Linked DNA regions of Homo sapiens: all the other regions are linked to region 3. A link is a loop called in an ENCODE intact Hi-C map of the cell type or tissue named here. Cell type or tissue: Caco-2. All regions are shown on one strand. Links, peaks and the distances in the headings refer to the core of each region. The heading gives the core; the rest is flanking DNA.

Region 1 (10,053 bases), core at 695-8,694, 580 kb before region 3:
AAATAAAGACATTTTCAGGTAAACGAAGACTAAGAGTTTATCAGTCACAGACCCTTATTAAAATAATTATTAAAAGCTAAACTTCAGGAAAAAGGAAATGGAATCTCGAATGAAAGAGTGGTGGAAAAGAAGCTATAAGTGAGCAGAGGAACATATGGGTAGAAAACATAGGTGGGTTAGTCAGCTTGGGCTGCCACAACAAAATACTATAGCTGGGTGCAGTGCCTGTATATGTCTGTAGTCCCAGCTACTTCATAGGCTAAGGCCAGAAGATTGCTTGAGTCCAGGAGTTCGAGACCAGCCTGGGCAACATAGTGAGACCCTGTCTTTACAAAACAAAAACAAAAACCAACCATAGACTGGGTGGCTTGAACAACTGAAATTTATTTTTTCACAGTACTGGAGGCTGGAAGTCTGAGATCTGGATGCCAGCATGGTCAGCTTCTGAGGGGTGCTCCTTTCCTGGCTTGCAGATGGCCACCTTCTAGCTGTGTCCTCACAAAGACTTTCCTTGGTACATGCAGAGAGAGAGAGGAGAGAAGACAGAGAAAAATCTCTTCTCTTTATAAGGGTACTAAGCCCATCAAAGGGGCTTTTCCCTTATGTATTAGTCTGTTTTCATGCTGCTGATAAAGACATACCCAAGACTGGGTAATTTATCAAGAAAAAGAAGTTTAATGGACCAAACAGTTCCAGGTGGCTGGGGAAGCCTCACAATCATGGCGGAAGGTGAACGGCACGTCTTACATGGCAGCAGGCAAGAGAGAATGAGAGCTAAGTGAAAGGGGAAACCCCTTATAAAATCATCAGCTCTTGTGAGACTTATTTACTACCATGAGAACAGTATGGGGGAAACCACCCCCATGATTCGGTTCTCCCACTAGGTCCCTCCCACAACATGTGAGAATTATAGAAGCTATAATTCAAGATGAGATTTGGGTGGGGACACAGCCAAACCATATCACTTTATGACCTCATCTAAACCTAGTTTCTTCCCAAAGGCTCCATCTTCAAACACCATCATATGAATTTTGAGGGAACACAAACGTTTACTTCACAGTACTAGGTAAATCCAAATAAGCACTAATTGTAGGAAAATATAATAAAAACAATAATGAGCAATGGCAGTGGAAAAATAAACAAATATTTGACAACAATAGCAGAATGGTGGTAGAAGTTCAAGTTTTCTAAGGTCACTGTACTATTTGATGGGAGACTAGACATTTTATTTACCCATGGGCAGTGTTAAGTGAACAATTCACATTAAAAAGTTGTGAGCAACTTCTAAAAGAATAAAATAACAAGTCGAACATCCAAACAGTAAAATAAAATGGGGAAATAAAGCAAACTTAATCCAGCAGATAAGTTGGCAAATTGCAGCCCAGGAGCCAGATCTGGCCCATCACCTCCTTTAGAGCAGACAGCCCACGACCAAGCATGGTTTTACATTTTAAGTGGTTAAAAAAATCAAAAGAAGAACATTTCATGACACATCAGAATTATCTGAAATTCAAATGTCAGTGTCTATAAGTGAAGTTTTATTGGAACACAGCTACACTCATTTCTTCACATCTTGTCTGGAAAAGTTGTGACAGAGCCCGTATGGGCATAAAGCTGAAAATATTCACTTTTTTGGTCCTTTACAGAAAAAGTTTGCATAGCCGGGCGTGGTGACTCACGCCTGCAATCCCAGCACTTTGGGAGGCCCAGGCGGGCAGATCACGAGGTCAGGAGTTCAAGACCAGCCTGACCAACATAGTGAAACCCTGTCTCTACTAAAAATAAAAAAAAAAATTAGCCGGGCATGGTGGCGCGCACCTGTCATCCCAGTTATTCAGGGGGCTGAGGCAGGAGAATCGCTTGAACCCGGGAGGCGGAGGTTGCAGTGAGCTGAGATCGTGCCACTGCGCTTCATCCTGGGTGACAGAGTGAGATTCCGTCAAAACAAACAAACAAAACAAAACCAAACAAAACAAAGAAACCCAGAAAGTTTCCCGACCTCTGCAATAGAAACTAGGAAAACAGAAAAATGCTGCAGCAAGATGTTCAATACACGACCGAGTGTGCTAGTGTTGGGAGTCGCCAACATCATCATCATTGTGACTACAATCAATAATTAATTTTGAAGCCTATTTCCTGAAAAGCTTTGTTCAGCGAAAAAGTCCAACACGCAGTTGGAAATACAGACTGGAGGGAGGAGGGAAATCAGAGTTCTCCTTCTCTCAGTTCCTTTGGGGTCCAGCTTTGCCCCTGCACTGCCTAAGAACCGCCTAGGGGTCACCAGATTTCACCATGGGCTGCAGCATCCAGAACTGTCACGGTGGCCTGGGCCGCGCCTAGGGGCTGCAGCCTCCGGGACTGTTACGGTGGCCTGGGCCGCGCTGAGGCCCACAGTCCTGAGCACTTCTCCCCTTCGGCTGCAGGGTGCTATCATGGTCACTTCCTGTGTCCGGATGCTGGTGGGCTTCTCAGGCCTGACTGGCTTTCTCATGGGTTTCATCTGCTCCTTGGCCGTTGCTCCAACTAACTGCCTAGTGGCCCTGCCCCTCTTGGATTCTGCAGGCAATAATGCCGGGATCCAGTGGGGGATTTCTGCCATGTAAGTGCTCCCTGGGGAGGGAGTGCCATGTACGTTCTCTTTGGTGGAGAGTCACCCAGAAAGAATAATGGAGGGCCTGGATATTGGTAAACTCTTGTGGTTTACAAAGACTTTCATGAATGTTATCAAACCTTAAAAAGCATCAAAGTTGTTACCCATAATTCATCGTGACTGCTCATTATTATTATCCTATTTGTATTCACAATGAGGCGGAGGTTTCAGCGAGGAGAGATTGCGCCACTGCGCTCCAGCCTGGGCAACAAGAACAAAACTCCATCTCAAAAAAAAAAAAAAATAGAAAAGAAAGGAAAACAGATTCACAGGTGTTGGGAAAAGCTGAGTGTTGGGAGAAGCTGAGGCAGGGCTTGCATGTCTGACATAATGTAAAAGAGTCTCGGAACATGTCCGGGGTCCAGGGCCTAAAACCCCTTGTGGCCTTTGGAACACCAAGCTCTGTGCTAAATGGTGGAAGGCTGCCCTGCCGCACCATAATCTAATCCTAGGGCATAAAATCCCTCATGGCTTGGATAGAATCCAGGGCTTGTGGCTCTAGAATGTGTCTAGACTTGCTGGCTCCTTGATCTCCCAGGATCAATTGTATCTTGAGTTAAAAGAACCTGCTCTCCATTATCTCAAGTAGCAGAGCAAATGCTAAACCATCACAGCTGTAAATCATGGGCTTAATACAATGTGCCCTTTCAACCTCCACATTCTCACCACCTGTTTCTTTGTTGCATTACCAATAAATAGCATGGGCTCCCCAGAGCTCGGGGCCTTCACAGCTTCCACAATTGCGATAGCCCCTTGGTCCCACTTGTCTCTCTCAAACTGTCTTTTCTCAATCTTTTGACTCCGCCAGACTTTGTCGCCCTCATGACCTGGTGTTGGATCTGATCACCCCAACAACAGGTTTGGGGAGAAGGGCGCGGGCCTCTGTAAGGGGCTATGATTTTGTCTTCCACATCTGGCCTTCTTTGCTTGTGGTGATTCCACAGGCAGAAATTCAATACTGGCCCTGGCAGAGCTCTTTGGTGGCTTTCTGAAGTGTAGTGGGGAGTTTCATTACCTCCGACCCAGCCCTGCATCTGAGCTCCAACCCTGAATATTCACGTGTGTCCCAACCATCCCTGCCTGATGTCCTAAGGGCACCTCACCCTCAGTGGCCTCTGTGAAGCTCAGCCCGTGCCCCCTTCCTGACTTCTGCGATCCTTGTCTTACTGGGCCCACCCAGTCACCCACATTATCTGTAGCTTCTTGCTGTTCTGCACCCTCACTGGGGGGTTCTATTTTCTCAACACCCCCACTTGCTTCCTGTCCTCTTTTCTCCATTTCCGGGCCCATGGCTTCATCATTGCACTTGGACGTGCAGTGACCTCTTACATTCTTTCTTTCCAGAATCTTGCCCATGTCATTCTACCACCTGGCTACCCAAGGATCTTTCTAGAACCTAATTCTGATGAGATTAGTCTCTGCTTAAAATCTCTTCATGGCTCTCCATTTTTTCACAGGAAAGCTCCATAAGGTCAGCAGGAATTCTTCAGGATGGAGCTTTCTAAGGTGACATGGAAATGATGGTGTCTAATCACATTGCTTTCCACGTATCTCAGTGGACCTCTGCAGTTCCCAGCACAAGTCCTGTGAGCTTTGGAACAATACAGACCCTCCCTGCTGCCCACACTCCACCTTGCATTTTCTTTTTTCTTTCATTATTATTATTATTTTTGAGATGGAGTTTCCCTCTGTTCCCCAGGCTAGAGTGCAGTGGCACGATCCTGGCTCACTGCAACTTCCGCCTCCCAGATTCAAGTGATTCTCCTGCCTCAGCCTCCTGAGTAGCTGGGATTACAGGTGTCCACCACCACGCCTGAAAGATTTTTGTATTTTTAGTAGAGATGGGGTTTCACCATGTTGTCCAGGCTGGTCTCAAACTCCTGACCTCAGGTGATCCACCCACCTCGGCCTCCCAAAGAGCTGGGATTACAGGTGTGAGCCACCGTGCCCCCCTTGCATTTTCTCATAGCTCCATCAGTGGTTCTGACATGCAGCTTGGTAGCATCGTGTCTTTCTATTATCAGATCTGCCCACCTCTGTCCTCCTGCATGCCTCTGGCACACAGCTATAGTTGATATGTGAGCAAATAGCTGAGCCAGCATCTACCCCAAAAGCAGATTCTACATTCTGTGACATCATGGACTCTTTGATACTTGTCCAAGGTTTCAAAGCCTTTAGCGCAGGCGAGGGGAACGTTTTCCACAGGAGGACCACTGAACCACGCTGAAACATAGCTGGAGAGGAACAAATAAGTATAAAGCAGCAAATATTTTTTTTCCTGCTAAAGGGAGTGCATTTCATGCAGAACATAAAACTATATTCAATATACAGAACAAACATTTATTTGATGTATTATCTCTAAAATAAGGCCCTTAAAGGAGAGGAAAGAAAGAAAGATACATAGACACAGCAGGCTACGAATCAATTAGAAGGCTTAGATTAACCCTGAAAGAGGCACCAGTGCAAAGACCACTTCATTTATGGAATCACACCTCCCCCTCGTGGCCTTTTAAGGTATTGCTTCGTGTTGCGTCTTCGCAAGGATGAGCTCTGGCCATTTGGTTCTCCACGTGAGTAGGGGGACGTCAGGCCCAAGACCAGAGATCTCCTGCCACTTCTCTAGGGTACCACAGCTCCCTGCCCAAAAGTCAGTTCTGAGGCCAGAAGAGGCCCAGGGCTGCATGAGAAGTGGAATTGGCGGGTGACTGCAATCTTTATGAGACCATCCGCAGATCCAAAGGGCGTTGGTTGATCCTCACAAATTGTTCCCATAGTTAATTGTTAGGATTGTAAACAAAACAAAACAAAATGTTCTTTTGATGTGGTAAGAATTTTTTTTTTCTTTTAATCTGAGATGGAGTCTCACTTTTGCCACCCAGGTGGGAGTACGGTGGCGCTATCTTGGCTCACTGCAATCTCTGCCTCTTGGGTTGAAGCGATTCTCCTGCCTCAGCCTCCAAGTAGCTGGGAATACAGGCGTGTGCCACCACACCTAGCTAATTTTTGTATTTTTAGTAGAGATGGGGTTTCACCATGTTGGCCAGGCTGGTCTCGAACTCCTGAGCTCAGGCAATCCGTCTGCCTTGGCCTCCCAAAGTGCTGGGATTATAGGAGTGAGTCACCTTGCCCGGCTTAGAGTTTTTTTTTTTAATTTAATTGCCATAAAAGACATATAATATAAAACTTACCATCATAACCGTGTTAAAGTGTACAGCTCAGTACTGTCAAGTATGTTCACATTGTTGTACAACAGATCTCCAGAACTTTTCCATCTCACAAAGTTGAAACTGTATTAGAATGTCTTTGCAGGGGTCCCCAACGCCTAGGCTGCAGAGCAGTACTGGTCTGTGGCCTGTTAGAAACTGGGCTGCACAGCAGAAGGTGAGTGGTGGGTAAGCCAGCATGACCTCCTGAGCTCCACCTCCTGTCAGATCAGCGGCAGCATTTGATTCTCACAGGAGCGTGAACCCTTTTGTGAACTGCACATGCAAGGGATCTAGGTTACCTGCTCCTTATGAGAATCTAATGCCTGATGATCTGAGGTGGAACAGTTTCATCCTGAAACCATCCCCCACCCCAACCAGTCTGTGGAAAAATTGTCTTCCATGAAACCTGTCCCTGGTGCCAAAAAGGTTGGGGACCACTGTTTTAAATGCTGGGAGTAGACACAAATGGATGAGAAACAGATTCAAGAACTATCTAAATCATCTACTGTGGCCTGGCACTGTGGCTTACACCTGTAATCCCAGCACTTTGGGAGGCTGGGGCAGGAGGATTGCTTGAGGCTGAGCCCAGGAGTTCAAGACCAGCATGGGACCTTATCTCTACAATTTTTGTTTTTAATTAGCCAGGCATGGTGGTACATGCCTATAGTCCCAGCTACTCAGGAGGCTTAGGCAGGAGGATCACTTGAGCACTGGAGGTAGAGGCTGCAGTGAGCCATGATCATGTCTCTGCACTCCAGTCTGGATGACAGAGTGCGATCTTGCCTCAAAAAAAAAAAAAAAATCCATTGACAATAGAGTCATGATAAGATATTCAAACAAGAACATTTACAAATAGCCCTAACTTTGGAGAATGATACCAAGTGTCTTAAAGTCAGGAGTCTTTTTTTAAGACTTAAAATTTTAGAGCCACTGCACTCCAGCCTGGGCAACAGAGTGGGACTCCGTCTCAAAATAAATAAGTAAACAATAATAATAATAATGAAACATTTTACAGAGGGAGCTTTAGAAATGCAAATCTCATTATGTCACTAACTTGCTTAAAACTCCTCTACCAAGGGTTTCTCTCATCTTTGGATTTTTTATTTTTAATACACATAACATAAAATTTACCATCTTAACCATGTCTGAGTGTACAGTTGGGAAGTGTTAAGTACATGTATATTATTATGCAACCATCATCACCATATATCTTGTAAACTCTTTTCATCTTGAAAAATTAGAACTCTGTCCCCATTAAACAACAAGTTCCCATTTCTCCCTCCTCTGGCTTCTAGCAACCACCATTCTCCTTTTGGTGAATTTAACTACTATGGGTACCTCATATGAGTAGAACCTTACAGGATTTGTCTTTTTATGACTGGCTCATTTCACTCAGCGTAATGTCTTCAAGGTTCATCCATGCTGTAATGTGTACTAGAATTTCCCTCCTTTTTCTAGGCCGAATAATATTCCATGGTAGGAGTATGCCATGTTTTGCTTATGCCTTCCCTTTGGATTTTATTCTGACTCTTTTCCATGGCCCCCAAGGCCCTGCAGGACATCCCATCTCCTCCCCCTCTCCCTGTGTCACTGGGCCCCAGGCACGATGATTTTCCTTTTGCTCTCAAACCACCCAAGCTCCTCCCACCACAGAGTCTGCATTTGCTGTTTCCTCTCTAGAATTCTCTTCTACCAAATCTTCATGTCCGTGACTCCTTCTCTTCCTTTGGGTCTCAGCCAAACTCTCACCTCCTGGGCAGGCCTTTTCTGATTGCCCTCCAAAGAGCCTCCCATCCCAGCCACCCCCTGCCCTGTGACTTCATTATGGAAGACTGATTGCTATCAGAAATTGTCTTCCTTCTTTATTAGCCTGGCTGTTTGGTATCTGTCTCTTCCGAAGATAATAGTACCTCCATTGACAAAGTCACAGGCAACATGGATATGGAATAGATATGGTGTAAATCAAGCACCCTGTCTGTGAACTCATAATGCTGTTTACAAAACCCGGGGGGCTGGGTGCAGTGGCTCATGCCTGTAATCGCAGCACTTTGGGAGGCTGAGGTGGGCTGATCACGTGCGACCAGGAGTTCGAGACCAGCCTGGCCAACATGGTGAAACCCCATCTCTACTAAAAATACAAAAATTAGCCGGGCATGGTGGCACGTGACTGTCATCCCAGGTGCTCGGGAGGCTAAGGCATGAGTATCCCTTGAACCTGGGTGGTGGAGGTTGCAGTGAGCCAAGATGGTACCACTGCACTCCAGCCTGGGTGACAGATCAAGACTCTATCTCTGGAAAAGAAAAGAAAAGAAAAAAAAAAAAAAACCTCAGGGTACTAATTGCCAGGCTGGACACAGGAGACCTGGTGTTATGCAAGCGTGACTACCCTGTGGCCTTGGGCCCCTTGCTCCCTCTCTTTGGGCTTTGATTTTCTCTTCTGTAAAATGAGAGGTTTGAACAAGGCACCCTCCAGGTTTCCGTCCTGCTCTGGCCCTCTATGATATATTAAACATGTGCATATCAGGTGCGTATGGCCACAGGAGTGTTGTGGTCAAGGTGCGGCTACAGGAGGCAAAATGAGCGAGATTCCTGTCTTTGGGGAATAGATCTGGTGGGGAAATAGAAACACATGATCTGAGTGGATAACAGCACGGGCCGCCCGCAGAGACGTAGCATCATACACGAGAACTTTACACCTCTATCCCTTGCAAAAAACCTCTGCCCTTTATTGAGCACCGACTATGCTCAGTGCTTACTATTGTAAGCACTTCACCTACGTGACAGGACTTAGCCTTGTGAAGTAGGTGTTATCAATCCCCTGTGGCTCACGTGGAGGCTGACATTCGGAGAGATTAGGTAACGCACCCAAAGTCACAGAGCTAGTTAGAGGCGGAGCTGGGATTGGCTTTCAAACCTCCATTCTGAAGCGCTGGGCCGCTCTTCCTTGGTGAGCTTTCCCTGGCCTTGCTGTCCAGGCTTCCTGGGAGGGAAGCATCAGAGCCAGGACCTGAAGACATGAGAGAAGACAGAAGTGATGAGGTGAGGGCACAGGCCGTGTGCCCAGCGTACACCTTCATCCTTTCCCAAGCCCCGTTTGGGAGCAGAGGGAGTGGTATGGGATGAGGTGGTGCTGCTCCTGCAGTGGGCAGAGGCCTCCGGGGGCGCCTGGCCTGGCTGGTGCTCCTCACTCTCTGTCCCTGGCTGCTGCAGGTGGGGAGTAGGGCAGTGATTGTCACCGCGGGCCGTGTGCTGCTCCTGATGGGCGCATTTGGGAAGATCAGGGCTGCGTTTGCCACCATCCCCACCCCGTGATCGGAGGCATGTCCCCACCCCCGTGATCGGAGGCATGACCCTGTTTGGGGTCATCACTGCCGTGGGGATCTCCAATCTGCAGGTGAGGCGAGCGAGGTGCTCTTGGGAAGGCAGCAGCAGTGCCTCTCCTGAGAGGAGCTGGTGGGACTGAGATGGATGGGACTGAGATGGATGGGGCTGGGGCAGGGGAGGAGGAGAAGTCAGTCCTGGGTCCCAGATACCACACTGGCCCCTAAATGGAGCAAAGAAACAGCCAGAAGCATCCAGACCTCTGCAAACCAGCAGTGAAGGTGCTGATGGCCCCGCCTGCCTCTAGGTCCTGTCTCCCGCAGTACGTGGAGATGAACTTGTCCAGGAGCCTCTTCGCCTTTGGCTTCTCCATCTACTGTGGGCTCACCATTCCCAACCGGGTGAGCAAAAACCCCGAGATGCTCCAGACAGGTGACTGTTCCCTGCCCTCTTGACTGTCTCTGCTCCAGGGGCAGAGCCAGCGCAGCCCCCGGTCCCCATGGATGTGTCGCTTTTGTCTCCACTCCAGGGGTTCTCCAGCCGGCCCAGGTTGTTCAGATGCTGCTGACCATGGGCATGTTCATCAGTGGATTTCTGGGTTTTCTTCTAGACAACACCATCCCCGGTAGGACTCACCTCGCTCCTGAGGTAGGGCAGGGTAGGGCAGGCCTGAGGTAGGGCAGGGGTAAACATGGGGCCACTGGCTCTAAGGTGACAAGACCGGCTCTCTTCTTCTCTAAAGAGGCAGAGGGTCCTGCTGGCCTCTCCATCCCCTCCCCCTCTGGGCCCACTCCACCAGGCTGGTGTTCGGGAGCAGTAAGGGGCACCCCCACTCCTTCTGCCCCTCCTCTACATCCCTGCCGCTCCAGCCTCATC
Region 2 (10,053 bases), core at 663-8,662, 650 kb before region 3:
GCTGAGGTCTGTTCTCCCTGTGCCACCCCATTTGAGCACAGAATTCAAGGAGTCTGCATTCCAAATGCAAGTCAGCTACCAGGTGGTTTTGAAGGTATATTCATCAAGGTTGGGCGATGGAGCATATTCATTTCACAGTTAGCTGGCCTTGTAACTTTTCAATCCATAGACACACAGTGTGTAGTACGTAAGCCTTCATTTGGATCTGTGCCTCAGGCCTGCAAACAGCATGGGTGGGGGTCTTCAGAGGAGTCCTGATTGCTCCTGTTCCATGGCAGGCAGCCTGGCCCCTTTCTAAAGATTTCCTCATTAACCCTTGCAGTGAACTCAGCCTTCTTATGAGGTTCTCTTAAGTCCAGCTCCATTAGGAAACAGATACCGTGACTTAGGAAGACTTTTCTGACAATGGAGTGAAGGCCATTACAGGGGCTGAGCTTGCGGTCAGAATCCCAGTCAGGTGGCTTGTACTTTCCAGCTCAAACAAGAAAAGGCAGGGATTGGGCGCCTTGCGGGAAGGAGAAGACAGAACAGATGGCCATGAGTGACAGTTTCTCTCTCTTGCCACAGAATTTGAAGGGGATGCCTCCTGCGGAGGGCAGTGTGCCCTAAGTCACCCCTGCTGTACTCACAGGCCCATAGCAGGAGCCCAGGCATGTGGGCATCTTGCCCCAGCTCCAGGGATTCCAGCTGTGCCAAGGAAGCTCTGTGGGTGGCAGGCAGCTGTCTGGGGAGGCTAATGCGGCAGAAGCAGATCCTTGGCTTCTGGAGCAGGTGGATGCATGTCGAAGCTACTGATAGGGCCCCTGGTGCAGGCACTTTTGGGGGTGACCCTGGCCTGCCCATTGGCGTGAGGAGGCTACCCCAGACTGCTGCAAAAAAGGAGAGAATAAGGGAGGAAATGAGAGGGAGCCTGGATGTGAACAGGTTAGAGCTGTGGCTGGGCTGGATGGGGTTGTCCTGGCTCACATGGACACGGATGCTCCTTCTGACTCCTAGGAGAGCTTGGGTCTCTTCTCCTAGTGTTCTGTGGCTGAGGGGATGGGCACTTTATCTTGTGACAAGCCCCTCCACTGCTTTCTTCCTGCTCCCGCCAATGTATAGATGACAAGTGCCAACAAGGGCAGAGTCCTGCTCCCTGCCGGAGCCATTTTCCAGCCACACTCCTCCTGCTCCCAATCACCATCAACAGGAAGCTGTCTGACCATCTAACTGAAGGCCTTGACCGGCCATTGGAGTGAGGTCTGCATTGTCTTAGTGTGTTCAAGGCAAGCAAAGTCCAGGTAACCAGTTCCTGGGCATAAAATGGGAGGAAGAGAGGGGTAGGTGGTACCTGCTTCTGGTGACACGTGCTCAAGGCCCAGATGTGTTCACCCTCCCCCTGCACCATGAGGTTGGCTGGAGAGGGGAGCCATTGAGGAAACCCAGGCAGGGCCTGAGTGGGGAGGCAGGGAGATGCTCCAGGGAGCAAAGCCCACCCTGCAGGGGAGGCTGGGAGTGCATTAGAGCCCTGGCACCTGGAAGGGAGACTCTTCATGGAGACCTGGAGGGTGCTGGCAAGAATGTGGCTGGAAGAAACTGGTCCTGAACCCAGTGTCTGGGCCACATCCGGCACTCTCAGTTCAGTGCGCTTCTGGTCTGAAGCCACCATTCAAAACTGGGGGCTCAGTTTCTGCACGACCCATACTGCCACCGCACCTGCTCATGCTTCTGGGTCCCTGGGAGTCAGGCTGAAAGCCTGGCTATCGGCCAGTGAGGGTGAAGAAATAAATGGCACTGTGGGGGCAGAGAGGTGGCTCCAGGACCCCTGCACATCCTTCTCCATGGGTCCTAAGTACCTCTAGGTGCCAGGCTCTTCCTCTTGGCTGGGGCTGCCTCCCTGGGTGGTAGCTGGGGGGCAGAGAGGGCAGGCCTGGTCCTGGAAGGGAAACTTTGAGAGCCACGTTGGCTGCGTGGGCTTCCCACCAGCACAGCCTGTGCTTCGGGGCCCCCGAGCCTCTGAGAGTGAACTTCAGCATGTGAAGGGACCCCTTCTTCACCACCAGCTGGCAGATGTGGGGAGAGGAATGAAGAGGTTGCCCAGCCCCCACCCGTTTACTTAAAAAAATCACAAGATCTGTACACTTAGAAAAGGAGACTTTATTTTTTGTAAAGGGTTACAGCCCGCAAAGTGCCTATCCCGCAGGCTGGGAAGTGTAGCCCCCAGCCAAGGCCAGAGACAGGCCCTTAGGAGGAGGAGGAGCTGGGGCAGGGCTTTATGCGGAATGGGTTGGCTAAACATATGTATTCAACAGGTTACAGAAGGAACTATGAATACTCATGAAAGTGGTCCTGACGCACTGGATTAAACATGCATGTAACATGCGACCCATGTTCACCTTGGGGTGGAGACTTAACATTTAAATGCACTACAGTTAGGCCCTACACGTCAAAAGTTGAGCAGAGACACAAAGGCACTCAAGTGTGCAGCCTCTGTAAACCGGCCAGAACCAGTCCATGGTCAGTGGCCTTCTTATTCAGGAGAGTTACTGCAATCAGCCTCTTGTCCAATGAAAGCTGTGGTTATGGCTGGTAGAACAGGAGGTTAGTCCATGCCTGTGAGCTGCAAGTGTTGTAATTGTTTCAATATTGCTTATCTTGAGGCCACTGCTTGTTTAGTGGCTGGAGAAAAGGAAGACCCTTGTGGCAGTTGGACATAGTTTATTCTTTAAGTGTGGGGGGTGCATGACTTAACTCTTCTCTGGCATGGTCCTAGGTCCTGTTGATAATTTGGTATCTTATTGCCACAAACAGTCTGTTCCGTCAGGCTTATGACCTCTGTTGTAGCATTAATGCTGCTCAGTCATTGTGTCTAAACTGCAAAAAGGAGGCAGGTGTAATAGTTGTGTCTGATCTCAGTTCCATGATAGCCAGGAATTTAGTTTTTCAAGATTCTCCGGGCACCCCTTGGCCAAGAGGGGATCCGTTCAGCCAGTTGGGGGGCTTAGGATTTTATTTTTAGTTTACACACCTTTCCTGTGTCTATTCCCCCCAGGGTCAGATCAAGGCCCAACATGACACATATCGGCCCTGCCAGTCTTGATGCATTGGTCTGGCTTATGTGGTTCCAGTGGTCCTGTCTGGAGGGAGCCCAGCCAGGGGCTGTGCTGCCGAAGGGAGGCATGGAAGGAAGGCTGGTCCTGGCCCCCAAGGGCCCCTTTCCCACTGCTTAGTGCCCTTCCGCCTGGTCCCGGCTTCCTCTCTCTGCTCAAGGATCTCACTCAACAGTTCTTGAATCAGGTGGGACCACAGTGACTGGAACCTTAGCCCGGGAACCCTAACAATGTGGTTCTCCCCTTCTTCCAGCTGCTGTTCCTGGACTGACCTGTGTGCCCTTGAGGCAGGTACCTTGAGGCTATTCTTAAGATGTTATTGTCAGGCAAGTGGCCTCCTGTCCACTCCTCATGCTGTCCTCTTTCTCTGGGCCTTCTCATCCACGCCTATGATGTCAGTGACCATGTATGCAGAGTTGACTCTCAGTGTTGACATCTCCATCTCTCTCCTGGGAGACCCTTTGTATGTACATATGCCTCCTTGACATTCTCACTTGGATGTCTCAATTCTCCTTGAACTCAACAACTGCATGTATGTTCATCCACTCCAAGCCTGGGCCTCTTCCAGTTTTCTCTAACCCAATACAAATCCCCACCTTCCATCACATCAAAAAGCCCCAAAACCCCATGCCATCTCTAATACTTCCTTCTCCCTTATTCCACCCCATGGCCAATTCATCACCAAGTTCTGTTGACTTTACCTTCTAAACATTTCTTCCCATTCAGTTTTGCCCATCTTCACCTTCACCATCACTTTGGTCTGAGCCACCACCTTTTATCATCTAGACCCCTAGCCTCCTCCCTGGCCTTTCTGCATTCATTCTTCCCCTTTCTAGTCTGTTCTCTACACAGCAGCCAGAGCAATCTTTTTGGAACATAAACCTGCTCATGTCACCTCCCTATTTAAAGCATATCCATGACTTTCCATTGCTCTTTAGATAAAAGACAAAACTCTTAACATGGCCAACAAGGCCTTGCATGTCTGGCCCCTGCCCACTCCTCCAGCCTCAATTTGCAGCCCACTCCTCCTCACTCCCTGCACTCCAGGCTTCTTTTAGTTCCTTGAGTGTTTTTGTGCCTTTGCACAAGCTGCTTCCTCTGCCTCAAACCCTCTCAACTCATCTACCTATACCAAAGCACAGTCATTATTTTCTCAGGGAAGCTCTTTCTGGCTTCCTTGACTAGGTAAAAAAATCTTCTTATAATAGTCTCACAGTACCATTTGCCTGTTCTTCATAGCACTTATCACATCTGGAATTACGGATTGATCTGTAGTATTATTTGATTAATGCCTATCTCTTCTACCAGACAATTAGTTTCATGAAGGCAGAGACCTGTGGGTCTGCTTTTGCTTGCTGTGATATACCCATCACCCAGCACGATGCTCAAATCATACCAAGTGGTAGTAAGTGCTCCAGAATGTGTTGAGTGGTGAATGGGTGGGTGGCTGGAAGGAAGAAAGAATGCAGTGAAGGAAGGGATGCCCGTTTCCTAGGCATGTTCGAACAAAACCCCACAGCTAATATTCTCTGTTAGGTTTCTGTTATTAGTTGCAAAGGCTTTGTAGGTTGGGAATACTATCTTTTATCTCCTTGCCTTCTTTTTGTAGGAGAGAAGAGAAATCGACAATTTGATAAAGGCCAGGACTTGAGGCTTGCCTCAGGGAAACACCATTAGAGGCTTGGGATGTCACCTGTGGTTGGTGGCTGCGTGAGCTGTGGCCTTAAAGCCCCTGAGACAGCAGACGTGCAAAGTCAGGCCCTGCCATCGACATCCAGTCTGGCTCGCCATTTCTCCCATCCTAGGATGTCAGCACCATGGACAAGACCCAAGCCGAGCCCTGGAAGGTGGGGTCTGTGGGGAATTCTGGTGAAGCAGGGGGCAGGCCCGTGCCCGTCTCTAGGTGGAAGGGAGCTGGTGTACGTTTCTCCACTGGGTGTCACTGCTGCCCTTGTTTTCTGTCACCTGAGGCTCTGGCAAGCTGCAAGGTGATGAATCAAAGACCGCCCCTCCCCCTCCTCCAACAAGGGATGGGGAAGGAATTACCTGGATCAACTTAGAGAATGCTGGCTTGGGGCCCAGTTATGGGTTTTAGTTCTCACATGCTACTTACCACACAGTGGCCCCATTTGACCCCAGTGGTAATATTAGGGTTGGGGAAAGCTCTCTGATGGAACAACGTGCAGCTGTTTGCTGCAGCCAGGACTTCCTATCATGTCCATGTCATCTCCTGCAAACATCTGAGCGGGGCGGTGGCATGAGCACTCCTGAGAAGGTGGAGGGGTATGGGGGGCTTGGTGCCCCTGCCTCCCTGTGGGCCCGTCCACTCAGGCTCAGAACAGGCCAGTGCGTGCTCAGTGTGCCTGGCCCTTGGGGCTTTCCATGAGGCCAGGGCATGTACACAGAACGAGCAGCTGCAAAGCTGCCCCGTGGCACCTGCTCCTGGAGGAAGCACAGGGAGAAGAAGATGGAGCCAGCTGGGAGGATGAGAGAGAGGTGCTCACTGCTCTGTAGAAGCCATCCTTGGAGGGCTCAGGGGTTACTGGGACAAAGACGGATTGAGAAAGTGAAGGGGCAGCTTTTGTCATGGCTCCTGCCTCCAGGGAGAACCTCACCATGTGTTGGTGTGGTGTGGGCTCACCCTCCAGGACTCTGAATAGCAACACTCTCCTCCTGGCAACAGGCCAGTGCTGTGCTGCCTGTTGGCCCCCAAAGGAACCTCAAGAAGCAGGTGGTTCAAGTTGCAGCAGCTTTCCTCAGCGCTAAGCTACTTTGCACCTACTTCCCTCTGAGATCTTTGGCACCCTCTCCCTTCCTTCTCAGCTCCAAGGTCAGTTTATTTTTCCTGTCAAGTGGCAGAGATTGTTCAGGAAGAATGAATGGGAGGGTTTTATTTAACGCTCTCCATTCTCTCTCCCAGAAGTCTTCCTTTGCCCTTTTCCACGGACCATTTTATGGAGAAAGGGACTGTTGAGGCCATTACAAAGGGGATGGGCCAGGTGCAGTGGCTCATGCCTGTAATCCCAGCATTTTGGGAGCCTGAGGTGGAAGGATCACTTGAGCCCAGGCATTCAAGACCAGCCTGGGTAAGAAAAAGAGGCCTCATCTCAACAAAAAAATTTAAAAATTAGCTGGGCATGGTGGTGGCACACCTGTGGTCTCAGCTACTCAGGAGGCCAATGCAGGAGTATCACCTGAGCCCAGGAGGTTGAGGCTGCAGTGAGCCAGGTTTGCACCACTGCACTCTAGCCTGGGTGACAGAGTGAGACACTGTCTCAAAACAAAAAAAAAAGAAAAACCCAACAACAGAAACAAAAACAAAGGGGATGGTGGCAAAGGTAAGGCCACTGGGTGACTGCTGCGGTGAGCAGTGTACTGGTGAGAAACCCAAAGTCTACCCATCTAGCATTGTATTATCTATCTTTTCTTATTTTTCGTATGTTTAATGATCTGGGATTTGGGGTTCTCTGACTGGAGACAGCCTGCCTTTCTAGAGCAATTCTTAGAGTGTTTTTAGAGGTAGCAAATAACTTCCCTTCAAGACTGCCTGTCATTTGCAAACTAACCAATCCAGAGCCCATACTCTCAACCACCTCCTTTATCAGGCTGAGCCACTGTCTTCATGCCATAAACACCCTAGGGCCAGGTGGAAGACAACTAGAGACAGCCCTGTACCTTAGAGCCTGCCAGAATTATTCAAACCAGCCAATCCTAAGCCTGCTCAGCTGTTTAGCATGGGTCACCCATACTTCCCCATGAAAATCACAATCAAGGTTTTTGCCTACACTTTCTCCCCAGTCCTTCTGCCTTCTGATGACTTTGGTGCCTCTCTGTGTGGCTCTGCATGGCATGGTGTGCCTCCTCCTCTTACGAACTGTAATAAACTATCTTTTCAGTGGCTGTCATGTCCTGATCTGCCAGCCTCACCATAACCGAACAAAAACAAAATCTCAGGTACATTTTAAAATTAGCAAAGGAGATGAAGAAGGGCCTTGGTAAAGCCGTGCCCCTTTCTGAGCAACTGTTTCACCCTCTGAAATGGAAATCAGATTTCTAGAGTTTTAAAGAAAAGCCCATCCTGTGACTTCCTCTGGGGCAATGAGAGCAGCAGCTCCTGCTTTGGGGGTCTACCCACTGAGTGGCCAGCCTCACATTGTCCATCCTGAGCGCAGGCACAGAGGACCGGAGCACAGCCTGTGCTTTCAGAGATCCCCTGTTGTTTTATAGTCAGAGCCTGGGACAGTGGAAGGAGGGCCCTGAGGCCTACCTCTTTATGGACAAAGAACTGGCCCAAGAGAGCAGAGACACTACTCAGTGACTGATACATGCTGAGTCAACTTGGATAATCTGAGCCAATCCAGTTGTTACTGGCTGTGTACCTACTTGTGTATGAGGTGCTGTGTGGGAGGGGAGTGGTGAGCAGTGAGGCTTGGCAGAGCCAAATCAGGTCATGAAAGACATCATAGGATGTGCTAAGGATTAGATTTACTTTATCCTCAGGGCATGGGGGAGCCAGGAAGAGTTTTTTTGTTTTTAATTTTTCCTTTGTTTTTATTTATTTATTATTGATATGGTTTGGCTGTGTCCCCATGCAACTCTCATCTTGAATTGTAGTTGCCATAGTTCCCATGTGTTTTGGGACAGACCTGGTGGGAGATCATTGAATCATGGGGGTGGTTTCCCCCATACTGTTCTCGTGGTAGTGAAGAAGTCTCATGAGATCTGATGGTTTTATAAGGGGTTTCCCCTTTCACATGGCTCTCATTTTCTCTCTTGCCTGCTGCCATGTAAGACGTGCCTTTCACCTTTCGCCATGATTGTGAGGCCTCCCCAGCCATGTGGAACTGAGTCCATTAAACCTCTTATTCCTTATAAATTACTCAGTCTTGGGTATGTCTTTATCAGCAGCATGAAAACAGACTACTACAATCTTTTTTTTTTTTTTTTTTGACATGGGGTCTCACTCTGTTGCCCAGGCTGGAGCACAGTGGCATGATCTCGGCTCACTGCAGCCTACGCTTCCTGGGTTCCAGTGATTCTCCTGCCTCGGCCTCCTGGGTAGCTGGGATTACAGGCACGTGCCACCATGCCTGGCTAATTTTTTGTATTTTTAGTAGAGACAGGCTTTCACCACGCTGGCCAGGCTGGTCTCAAACTCTTGACCTCAGGTGATCTGCCTGCCTCGGCCTCCCAAAGTGCAGGATTACAGGCATGAGCCACTGTGCTTGGCCTACTACAATTATGTTTTTAGAGACAGGGACTGGTTTTGTCACCCAGGCTGGAGTGCAGTGGTGCAATCATGTCTCACTGCAGCCTTCAACTCATGGGCTCAAGCAGTCCTCCCACCTCAGCCTCCTGAGTAGCTAATACAAGTGTGTGCCACCATGCCCAGCTAGTTTTTGTAATTATTTTTGTAGAGATGGGGTCTCGCTATGTTGCCCAGGCTGGTCTCAAACCCTTGGCCTCAAGCAATCCTCTCGTCTTGGCCCTCCAAAGTGTTGGGATTACAAAGTGCTACATGCCCAGCCAAGAGTTTTAAAAGGGAAGGACATGACCAGATTTATGTTTTAAGAGTTTACCCAGACTTCTGTGCATAAAATCAATTAGTGGAAGAAAATAGGCTGTGATGTGACACATAAGGAAGCCAGTATAGAATTGAATAAGAAGTAATGAAGGGGCTTAGATGAGGTTAATATATTTGCTACCATCAGAGAGAATGGAACACACATGAGAAATATCTACAAAGTGAATTTGGTGGAACTTGGGAACAGTTGCATATGGTGGACCAGTTTACAAGGCTGATGCTCAGGCTGTGGCTTGGGTGGTTTGTTGGATGTTGGATTAACTGAGACAAGGAGACTGACCAAGTAGTTTCCCTCCTTCTCTGGGCTTTACTTTCTTCCATAGTTCCTTCCTCCTTTCATAGTCTAGATTTCTACTTCTCAGAAAATTTCTCTGCAAGACGGTGGAGGCAAAATGTGGGAAGGGATGTTGACATCAATAGGACCTGTTAGCCTCTGAACATCTTGCCAGGCTGGCCTTCAGCAGAGGACTGAGGACAGGTGGGTCTTGGTCAGAGTGGGGCAGAAACCACTATGAGAACCACCTTGTGTGCTTCCCAGGAGAAGCAGCGGCCTGCTCTTCAATTCATAGCCCAAGCCAGTGCTACTCAGTTCCCTTAGAAGTGATGAAAGAGAAGATGAAGATGGAACTGTGAGCAAGATATATTTAGGTCAAACTCCTATCAAGAAGAATTGAGGGGGAAAAAAAAGGCCTGAAGCCAAAAGCACCATTCTCTTCTTATAAAGCCAATTGTAGGAATTCCACACGTCAGATCTTAGAAGTCTCTGGCCCTGGGCCCCACACCTCCCAGCTGCAGTTGATTCACGTAGAGGAGCCAGTGCTGCACGTTACAGTGGAAGGATATTGTATTAGTTCATTTTCACGCTGCTAATAAAGACAAACCCAAGACTGGGAAAGAAAAAGAGGTTTAATGGACTTACAGTTCCATGTGGCTGGTGAGGCCTCACAATCATGGCAGAATTCAAGGAGGAGCAAGTCACATCTTACGTGGATGGCAGCAGGCAAAGAGAAGAGAGCTTGTGCAGGGAAACTCCCCTTTTTAAAACCATCAGATCTCGTGAGACTCATTCACTATCACAAGAACAGCACAGGAAAGACCCACCCACATAATTCAATCACCTTCCAACGGGTTCCTCCTACCACAGATGAGAATTGTGGCAGTTAAAATTCAAGATAAGATTTGGGTGGGGACACACCCAAACCATATCAGTCATGCAGGAGCCAGGTGCTCCTCAGCCCTGGGCTCCCACATCCCTTAGCTGCAGTCAACTCTGTCTAGTGATGGAGCTGGGTGCCAGCACACCACCACTGTAAGGACAGCATCAGGGATGGTACAATGAAGGGTATGACCTTGGGCCTCCTCCTTGAGGGCTGATCCTCA
Region 3 (10,053 bases), core at 1,225-9,224:
GAAAAGAAAGAGAAGGAAGAAGGCAAACTGATTCCCTTAAAAACTATGCATACTGAAAACTTGATATTTAATGCTCGCCCCTTAGAGCTGTATTCCTAATTATTGGTTTGTAAGACACAACATGATTTTCCCCCTAATTCTTTCCAAAAATGCATTCCATAAATGGTTAGCATCCCTGCCAGTGGCCTCAGTCGACTCACATACCAGCTTTAAGGTCAATCCCTTTGAAACCAATGAATCAGTCCCTTGAGTTAGGGGATTATTTCCAGATTCCTATAGCTGCGGGCCTTTTTTTTTTTAAGTTGAAAATGATCATGTTTCTTTGTAGCTGCTAATTTTTAGAGAGAAATAGACAGTGGCAGCAGTGCATGTACACAATAGCTGTGACATCCTCTAAGGCCCCTTAGCACACTCTAAGACACTCCACCACCCACTTCCTTGTTGCGTTGGCTCTTTCCTAAGGGCTCAAAACTCTCTGTGTTCAGAATGTCCAAGAAATTTCCATACATGTTATTGAGGTTTTGCCATTATGATTTGTCATATTACGGAGAGGTGGTGAAACATGGTGGCTTAACACATGGGCTCCAGAACAAACTGCCCAGCTTTGAAGCCCAACTTTGCCACTTGTCCCTGTGTGACCTTGAGCAACTTACTTAACGGCTCTGTGCCTCAGTTTTCTCACCTGTAAAATGGGATCATATTAGTACCTACTTTATACACAAATATGTATAAAGTGCTCAAGCAGGGCTTAGACAGAATTAGTTCCACACAAGTGTGAGTTACTATTACACAGTGTTTTTAGGTAGGGCTTTGCACCACCAGGGACTGCTCTGATGACTTTTAACCATCAACATGGAAGATGACCAGAAGAATCTGGGGACAAATGAAAATGCATGCAGAGAATGAAAGGAAGGATGCCGAGTGGCTTTGTGACTCTTCTGAGGACATTAAGTTTATTTTCTTTAAAAAAGGCTGATGACGGAGGGAATTATAGACTGTAAGTACCAGGGAGTGCTCAAAGACCACGAGGCTCTCCTCCTTATCGTAGAGCCTGTTGTCAGGAAGTTGAGTGCAGAACTTGTGCCAGCCCCTGGGGTCTCTCAGTCCTCAGCCCCTAGGCCCAATTCTTCCCATTGCTCGGTGCTGCCTCTCCTGGGGGAGAGATGTAATGCCAGGACCGGGTCCTCAGCTCTCCTAGTGTTGATTCTACAGCACTCAGATGGTTGGCCTTGTTTTGAGTTTCGTCTTCTCTGATTCCCTACATATTTTTTGCAGGACCATTTTGCCCAAATGCAATTTTCTCACCCCACTCCCAGGCTTACGAGTCTCTAGGGCTTCCCTCCTGTGTGTGGTGTGGCTTTGGACCTGACTCTAATTTTTATGGAGGCTTAAAGAAGCAGTTTCATTACTTCTCATTTTTTATGTCACTTCTTATTCCATCTAGTGCTTAATAATTTGCTTTCCCCAAGAGTAGGTGCTCAGTAAAGGCTTTTTGCCAACAGAAGGGACATAGGGGCACTGAAAAGTTGCTCGACATAAGTATCTCCAAGGCTACTCAGTAATTTAATAGCAGGTATAGGAGAAGATCACAGTTTCCTCTTTGTTCTCTCTTGTATCTGATGGGAATAGGAGGTGGAAGGGTGATACCTCCACTTAGAGAATACAGGAGACATGTTTATTCTGACCATTTAAGTCATCTGTGACATAGAGTGTCAAACAATATTTATTCTCAGGCTCCAGTGGGATGGCAGAGATAGAAAAGAACAAGAGGCAGCCTAGGCTAGCAAGGAGGACCTGAACTGGAAGTCAGGAAGTTATGTGATTGTTAGTAGAGGATGTAATGATTAGAAGCTATTCTTAATCAAAGAATTCTTAATAAAAATTCCTAGAACTTCCATGCCTTCAGCAGCTCACGCAGCCAAGAAAGAAATTATCCACGCCCTGGGGGAACCTAAAGCCCATCAGCTCCCTCGCTGCCATGTGCAACCCAAGCGCGGAATAAGGCTCACGGGACCTGTGCCACATACTGAAACAGGACTGCCAGCTTCCCAAAGTGGTCAGTGATGCTCCTCCAACTGCAGCTACTCTTTGATGACCTGGAGGGGTGTTTAGTCATCATCTGAGCCAGTGCAGTTCAAATCAGCCCAGGGTTCTGATGACGCACCACATACACAGGGGGAGGATGTGGGGAGCTGAATGGCAGAGTCCTGGGGCCCCTCCTTCATTTCCACAGGGCAGCTCTGCTTTCAAAGACAGGGTTGTGATTTAGAAAGAAGAAAACCTTAATTTAGAGCCACTGCTTTGGGGAATTAAGTCTCAGAGATGAAGTAATGGGCTGCAGGTCATTCAGCCAGTTGGTAGCAGAGCCTGGGGTAGAATCCAAACCTTGAGCGCCTCGTGCCCAGTCCCCTTCCACTTCATTCGCTCGTGCTGCCAAGTGTCTCATTATACACATACGTCTCAAATAACGATGCTAGAGGATGCTCCAGTAACACTTTTTTTTTAAAAAAAGCATTACAAAAGAAAGCACCAAAACGTCCACAAAAGCATACACAAGGTTATTTATCTCCAACAGCCCAACGCGACAAGATAGCTTCACACCCAGCTTGCAGGTGGACTGTTCTCTCTCCTCTACCCCAGCTGAAGATAAAAAAGGCCAGCCCTTGGCACCATCAACTAGTCAATAACTTAGTTTTCCAGGTCTTTCTTAAAAAAGACAGTTCCTCCTCCTCTTTAGCCCTTTTCTCACTGTCAAATCAAGGAGGAATCCGCCACCAATAAGTTTACTGGAACCTCCATTGACTGACTACTTTTCCATTGTGAGTAAATGTCTTCAGAATTCTCTGTTCCTTAGTGGTATGTGCTGTTAAAATTTTATCTCTAATGATTCCAGTAAAGACTTTTTATTAAAGGAATTTCGAACATCCATGACAGAAACAAGGGAAGATGCTTTTTCTCAGTGGTTGGGGAAGACCTGGTGATCATATTAGGTGTTAATTCAAGCTGCACCTCAGGTGGCTTAACAGCAAATCCTGTTTTGATCTTTTAAAGGCAGAAATCCCTCCCTAGTCATCGGGACCTATGAGTAGAACTTGAAGCATCCTTTGTTGGTTTTTCAACCACAGCCTGCCTGATAAGCCCCTCCACGCCTTTTGCCAGGATTCTGCCTGGTAGGGAAAGACACAAGGGCCATGATGGCACCCTCCTCTTTGGCCCCTTTCCTATTCTACCAAAAATCTTGATTTTCCTCTGCCTCTGCCAACTCCTCTGTGGTCTCAAGTGTTCCAGGAAATGAGGAGTAATTCTTTAAATCTTGCTTTAAAAGGGGAACACCATGTGACTCCTCCCTGTGGTGGGTGAGGGGTGGGGTGGGGAGGCTGAGGGGGCTCAATGGTGCCTGTAGAAGTCCAGGTTCAGGTCTCTTGGGGGAGGAGGAAGCTCTGTCGTCCCTTCCACTCAGCATCAGCCAGCCTGGAGACCGCATCAGATTGGCATAGCTCCCTGGAACAGTCTCCCCTTCCCTTCATCCTCCACCACCGCACCCCCCCACCCCACCGCCTCCCGCCCCCGCCTTCTCTTAGCTCTTCCCTCCCTCTGCCCCCAGGCTCCTACTTGCATTCTTTATATCTTCTGGCATTTTTCATGTTGTTTTACTTTGTATTTAATAATAGCTCTGCATTCTTTTCTTTATCTGAAATCAAGGCTCATACCTGCATCATGCGTTCACTTTGGGAGTAAAATTTATGGCCGAACTTGCCATGGGGTTAATTGCTTTTCATTAACTTCATACTTCTTAATTATTACAAATTATTTGCCTGTACTAGAAATAGTTCCATCCTGTGCTCCAAATTTACTAGCCTGCAATTGCAACCAGAAACGGGAAGTCTTGGATTGCCGGTGCTTGGGGAGTGAGGTTCCCAGCTTTATGCATCGGAGTCTGACCAGACTGAGGGTAGGAAGACGGTGGGTAATTCTAGATCTTTAGACTTCAAAGCCCAGATTAGGGCCCGTAGGCCAAATAAAAATTGAATTTAGCTTTTCTGAGCCATAGACTGTTCTGTGTCTCAATTCTCAAATCTATAAAGTGGAGTTAGGAAGACAGAAAGACACGATGTGTATATTTAATAACAAGTTTACTTTAAAATCAGTTTGAAAAACCTATACTTCACATAATGAGTGGGGTTTCAAAAGCAAGAAAGAGAAAAAGTATACCCACCAAAGGGGAGGGCAGAATAAATCCCAATGGAAAATTTGTGCCTTTCTGTGGTTGGAGTCATTTGGTCAAGAAATGATGAAATTACAAATTTCTGAAAAGGGCGTGTGTGTCGGAGTTCCTGAGGTCCAGTTCTCAGCATGGTACTTGGGCAAGGCCAGTGTTGAACTCTGAGGAAGAATAAAGAGAAGGAAGTGGTCACGACCAGCATTCTTTGCCAAAACAGCAGTGCCTCCATGGCCTCGTACTGCCCATGAGTCTCTTCATCTCATGGATTTGAAGCAAGCTCTCTCAGCAAGCCTGTACACCCATTGTCCCTTGCAATGTGATTCGTCCTTTGACTCCTTAGATGGGAATGGTTGGTAAAAAGGGAATCGCAGCTGGAGGTTTGTGGGAACTGGCATATTCAGACTACACAAAGGCCCTGTGTGTGCAGACACAGCCACAGCTGTGGGAGCCAAGGGCCTGGCAATGGGGAGAAGTAGGTATTTCTCAGTGCAGGAAAGCATTCCTGTCCGTGCTCACAATCCATCTGGTATTGACTTTGAACTCACACGCAGAAAAAAGGAATGAAGTCGGCCCAGCAGCTGAGCCCAGAATCAGCTGGGAGGACATTCAAAGTTCCCTGTAAGGGAGCGTGGATGGACAGAGGAGGACAGGGATTTGTAGCCACTTCTGCAATCGCTCTGACCATTGCCAAGTGGGCTAGCAGCAGCAGATGTTCCAGCAGGAGGGCAGTGTCTGTGCCCAGCGGCAGGGCCATTGTCCTTGCTGGAACCATCTCACACTGTTCACTGAGTCTTGTTCTCAGCTGACTGGCTTTCCAAGCTTAACTCTCTTGGCTTTCCCAAAGAGTCTGTGAGCCACCCAATATCCTTTAACAAATTCCTTTTCTGTTTAGACTAGCTAGACTGGTCTTTACAGTTTTTAATGGAAGGCCCTGGCACTGATAGCTTTCGAAGGCTGGAGCTCTATGGCTTTTAATACTCCATGCTAAAGAAAACACAATTTTTTGCTTTGTTTTATTTTCTGCAAATAAAATGTCTTGTTCTCCTCTTCCTATGTGTGTATTTATATAGTTCAGTTAGGCTTTAATATACAAGCTCTGAATTCTCCAAATACCAAAGCAGACAGTTTAAGAAAAGAAGGAAAGCAAACGCCTATTTCTCCCACTTTCAAAAGCACACACTTAAATTTTGTGTGGAAAAAAAATCTAAGCTCTCTAGCTCCACTCGGTGTCCTGTTGAACTGGTGTGGCACCATGTTACTCTTTCAGAGAATGAAAATGAAACTTGCTCACTGTAGCTTCATTGAACCACTTTATTCTTTGACCAATTTTGGATGGGTATTTTAATTAAAAATTTTTTTCAGCCAGGCACGCGGTGGGCTCACGCCTGTAATCCCAGCACTTTGGGAGGCCAAGGCAGATGGATCACGAGGTCAGGAGATCGAGACCATACTGGCTAACACGGTGAAACCCCGTCTCTACTAAAATTACAAAAAATTAGCCTGGTGTGGTGGCACACGCCTGTAATCCCAGCTACTCAGGAGGCTGAGGCAGGAGAATAGCTTGAACCCAGGAGGTGGAGGTTGCAGTGAGTTGAGATCAAGCCACTATACTCCAGCCTGGGTGACAGAGCGAGACTCTGTCTCAAAAAAAAAAAAAATTAAACTAAAAACAGTATGGGACAGTGGCCAAGAGCGTGGGCTTTGGAGTTAGGTCAACTTGGATTTGAATCTTGCTGCAGCTATATACTAGCTTTGCGACTGTGTCTTGCTACTCAGGTTTTGTGAGGCTCATCTGTAAGATGAATATAATAAAAATGTTCACCTCAGAATATTATTGTGAGGATTAAACAAGATCCAAGACCTGGCTTAAATTGCCATTAGAGAATGACCCAGGGGAGCTTATTCATTGTAGCTAAATGATAAAATTTAAAATCAAGATTTAAATGCTTTCAGAAGGGGTGCATTTAGAAACACTGAAGTCTCCTTGTTACTCTCTTTTTAAATATGATAGGAATTACAATTCTTATAGAGATTATGCTACACAATGATCTATGTTTACACAAGAACGTAAATGTTGTCTTGGAGAGATTACATGCTCAGATGGCAGAAGCTCTTCAGTGGCAATGAGGGCATGGGCTACTGGGCTACTCTTTGGCTTGGAAGACCTTTCCTGTCTTCCGTTCACCCTACCATGGCTCAATTTGGCTTCTGCCTACCTCCCCAATCCCATCCTACACCACTTCAGCCTTCACTACTGACCTTAGCTGTTGTCTGTTGCCTAAACACCTTCTTCAAGTTGTTCAGGTTACACTGACCTTACCTATTATCTGTTGCCTAAACACTCTCTTCTGTCTCAGGACTATTGCACTTGTTACTTCTTCAGCCTGGAGCGCATGTACAGGTACACACACACACTTACGCAAACACACACAAAATCATTCAAAGTTCAATATATATGAAACCTTTTCAGAGAAGACTGTCATCACCATCCTTGATGATGCGTGGTGGCTTTTAGTCATATAAAATGGCTTTATATATTTTAAAGTACTTTTTGTTATAAAGGTATATTTTTCAAGGCATAAAAAATATACAAAACATATTTTATATAGCAGTTTATTAGCTTGGTTGAGTTTTTAAATATTTAGACATTACTTACAGCAAAACATTGAAAGCACCTAATTTTTTTTTCCTGTTGGACATTTAAGTTCTATCCAAATGATGCAACAGTGTTCAGCCATGGAGTAAAATTGTTTGAAGTCTATACAACATGGAGAAATCCTTATGATAAAGACAAGAATAAAATATGAATATAAATCAAGAATATGTCTAAGTGAAACATGCATATAGAAAGAAAGAAATAAAATAGTTCTTAGGATGGGAACATTAGGGAATCTTTCCCACTTATTTTCAAGATGTTTATATGGTTATATTTAACTCTATAATTACAGGTTAAAAACAGGTTGCAACTCCATAAGTAACCTGTTTCTGTACCATTATAGCAGCTGCCTATGGAGAAGGGCTCGGTGCTGACAGGCTACTTAGCCTCACCTGCCTTCCTGTCCGGCAGTGGTAGGATTTCCACCTCTGCTTCCATGTATTGGCATGGTAGGAAGACAGCCGCAGAGAACAGACAGGTCAGATCAAATGCCAGCCAGGAGAAATATTTTAGGCCAGGCACAGTGGTTTACACCTGTAATCCCAGCACTTTGGGAGGCCGAGGCGGGTGGATCACCTGAGGTCAGGAGTTCGAGACCAGCCTGGCCGACATGGTGAAACCCTGTCTCTACTAAAAATACAAAAAATTAGCTGGGCATGGTGGTGCGTGCCTGTAACCCCAGTTACTTGGGAGGCTGAGGCAGGAGAATCACTTGAACCTGGGAGGTGGAGGGTGCCGTTACCTGAGATCGTGCCATTGTGCCATTGCACTCCAGTCTGGGCGACAAGTGTGAAACTCTGTCTCCAAAAGAAAAAAAAAAATAGGAAGAAAAAAAGAAAACAAAAACCCAGCTGCGAGAAATATTTTAAAGAACAAATCTAAAACAGTGGGCAGTTTGGCCCCCCAAGTGGATAATTCTAGGGAATTCTGGAGTTTAAGTTTGCATGACTTTGGCTGGCACCCAGACTTAAATCCATTCAGTTCTCCTGCCAGTGAAGCGAACAGACAAGTGAACAAGCCAGATCCAGCAAGAGTCGATCACAGGGCTCCACAGGAGACTGTTACGAACCCTGAAAGATGAGCAGATATTAGGCAGGCAATGAAAAGAGGGCAAGGTGGGGTGGGTGATGGAGGGTAGTTCAAGGCCAAGGGGACAGCGGGTGCAAAGGCAGAGCCTAGGAGGGGTGCTGGACCTCTGAAGGTCTGAAGAATTACCCTGACGACTGTCTGGAGAGGACTAGAGGAGAGTAAAAGCGGAAGCAAGGGGATCAGCTAGAAGGCTGCTGAAATGTTGAAAGAGAAAAGATGAGGGCTTAACTCAAGGCAGAACAGTGGGGATGGAGAGGGGATGAATTTGCAAGGTAAGAGGTGACGGAATCAGCAGGACTTCATAACCATCAGAAGAAGAAAAGTCAAGGGTGATTGTCAAGATGCTGGCTAGACATCTGGGTGCACTGGTGGGACCAACATTGCCAAACAAGTGTCTAGAAACAAACGAGTACTTGGTATTCATTCGTATTTTAGATGGAAAACTGCCTGCCCCTTTCCCATATTCTGATCCATGGACATCTATGATGTTTATATTTACATTTTATGGTTACATAGGGTAAACTCTATAGTTAATAATCAGGGAAAGAAGTCGCACCGAGGAAGGAATTCCAAGCCTCTTTAGAAACAATCTTTTGTCATAAATATCCAGAGGCATTTATGAATAAATACTGACCCCCAGTGTCTACGTACAGAAACAAAGATTTTAAAAACGATATAAAATACCAAGACTCCTGGGAGAGTACCTGGAATTCCAGCTACAAGTAACATTCCCTGCAATCCAATCCCAGGATCCTAGCAGGCATCCTCAGAGATAAAAATACTGACTAGCTAACCTATGGCCAGCGGCCTTAGGTCTGGAGAATTCTAATGAGTATTCTACAGAATGAGTGTCGGGATGGATTACATAGCCTCAATTGTGTTGCAGAGCTATGTGTTGGCCTTTGCCCCTCTGCTTCAGAGGTTACATATGTCAAGGTCTAGGTTCAATTACTCCTAAGAGTCTTCCCACTAAGGGTAGATTTTATGCAATTAATCTGACTAATACAAACTCCAGCTCTGTCTGATTCCCCATCCAGTTCAACACGACATCCAGAGAATTTTCCTCTCAGGCAGATACAAAGCAGTGTGGTTGGGCAGACATTCCCTCTTCAATACTGTGTGGTTAGGGTTAAGTTCACGAGAATTTTTTTTTTTTTTTTTTTTTTGTGATGGAGTTTCACTCTGTTGCCCAGACAGGAGTTCAGTGGCGTGATCTTGGCTCACTGCAACCTCCATCTCCCGGGTTCAAGTGATTCTCCTGCCTCAGCCTCCTGAGTAGCTGGGATTACAGGCACGTGCCACCACGCCCAGCTAATTTTTGTATTTTTAGTAGAGACAGGGTCTCACCATGTTGGTCAGGCTAGTCTTGAACTCTTGACCTCGTGATCCAGAAAGGAATTCCATTACTATTGGTTAACTGCAAGGTGATGGCAGTCATAATCGTGTTTCAGATTTGTTGTTTCAGCACACAAGCTCATTGCTGGTCTGATGCAAGCTGTAGCCTCAAAGATAATAGAAATAAAATAAGTATACAATTTGTTTCTTGACAAGATAATACAGACTTAAGAAGTCTTTCTCTTGGGCCAGGTGTGGTGGCTCATGCCTGTAATCCCAGCACTTTGGGAGGCTGAGGCGGGCGAATCACTTGAGGTCAGGAGTTTGAGACCAGCCTGGTCAACATGGTGAAACTCCATCTCTAATAAAAATACAAAGATTAGCCAAGCATGGTGGCGGGCACCTGTAATCCCAGCTACTCGGGAGGCTGAGGCACAAGAATTGCTTGAACCTGGGGGGGCAGAGGTCGCAGTGAACCAAGATCACACCATTGCACTCCAGCCTGGGCGACAAAGCAAGACCCTGTCTCAAAAGACAGAAAAAAAAAAGAAGAAAAGAAGAAGGCTTTCTCTTATCTTTCTCTTACTTAACAAAGACTGAGGTTTCAAGAATAAAAAGTCAAAAAAACCAGGCACCTCACTCTGAATAAGACATGTTTTAATGACTATACTAAACACAACATTGTTAAACTTACCAATTTTTTCCTCTGTCACTTTATTTTTTCTAGTTTTTTAAAAAAATTTCAAACCTA

The links. A loop is a pair of places that touch in the nucleus more often than their neighbours do. Peaks named below come from ENCODE experiments on the same cell type or tissue, not always from the same donor. Only the 100,000 strongest peaks of a DNase experiment are listed, where the experiment ranks them.
Region 1: a loop joins it to region 3, with 3 times the contacts of the local background. A loop is called at or near these places in 15 of 110 quality-filtered maps.
Region 2: a loop joins it to region 3, with 5 times the contacts of the local background. A loop is called at or near these places in 4 of 110 quality-filtered maps.

Annotation. Positions count from the first base shown.
Region 1 is chr7:135,269,768-135,279,820 of GRCh38, reverse strand. It overlaps LOC107984123 (a long non-coding RNA gene), which reads left to right. Exons shown (of 6, transcript XR_007060540.1): 4 at 9,707-9,802. It also overlaps the pseudogene SLC23A4P. Among named protein-coding and RNA genes, the nearest start is that of STRA8, 41 kb to the right of the region's middle. RefSeq lists an enhancer at 5,226-5,275. In Caco-2, for the core only: a CTCF peak has its summit at 5,154 (motif pointing left); a DNase peak (open chromatin) is centred at 5,170.
Region 2 is chr7:135,330,815-135,340,867 of GRCh38, reverse strand. No RefSeq gene overlaps it. Among named protein-coding and RNA genes, the nearest start is that of STRA8, 100 kb to the right of the region's middle. RefSeq lists enhancers at 1,248-1,747, 1,748-2,249. In Caco-2, for the core only: a CTCF peak has its summit at 5,029 (motif pointing right); a DNase peak (open chromatin) is centred at 5,037.
Region 3 is chr7:134,685,587-134,695,639 of GRCh38, reverse strand. The region is part of intron 1 of LOC124901750 (a long non-coding RNA gene); the gene reads left to right. Among named protein-coding and RNA genes, the nearest start is that of BPGM, 44 kb to the right of the region's middle. In Caco-2, for the core only: CTCF peaks have their summits at 5,454 and 8,589 (motif pointing left); no DNase peak of the experiment used is centred there.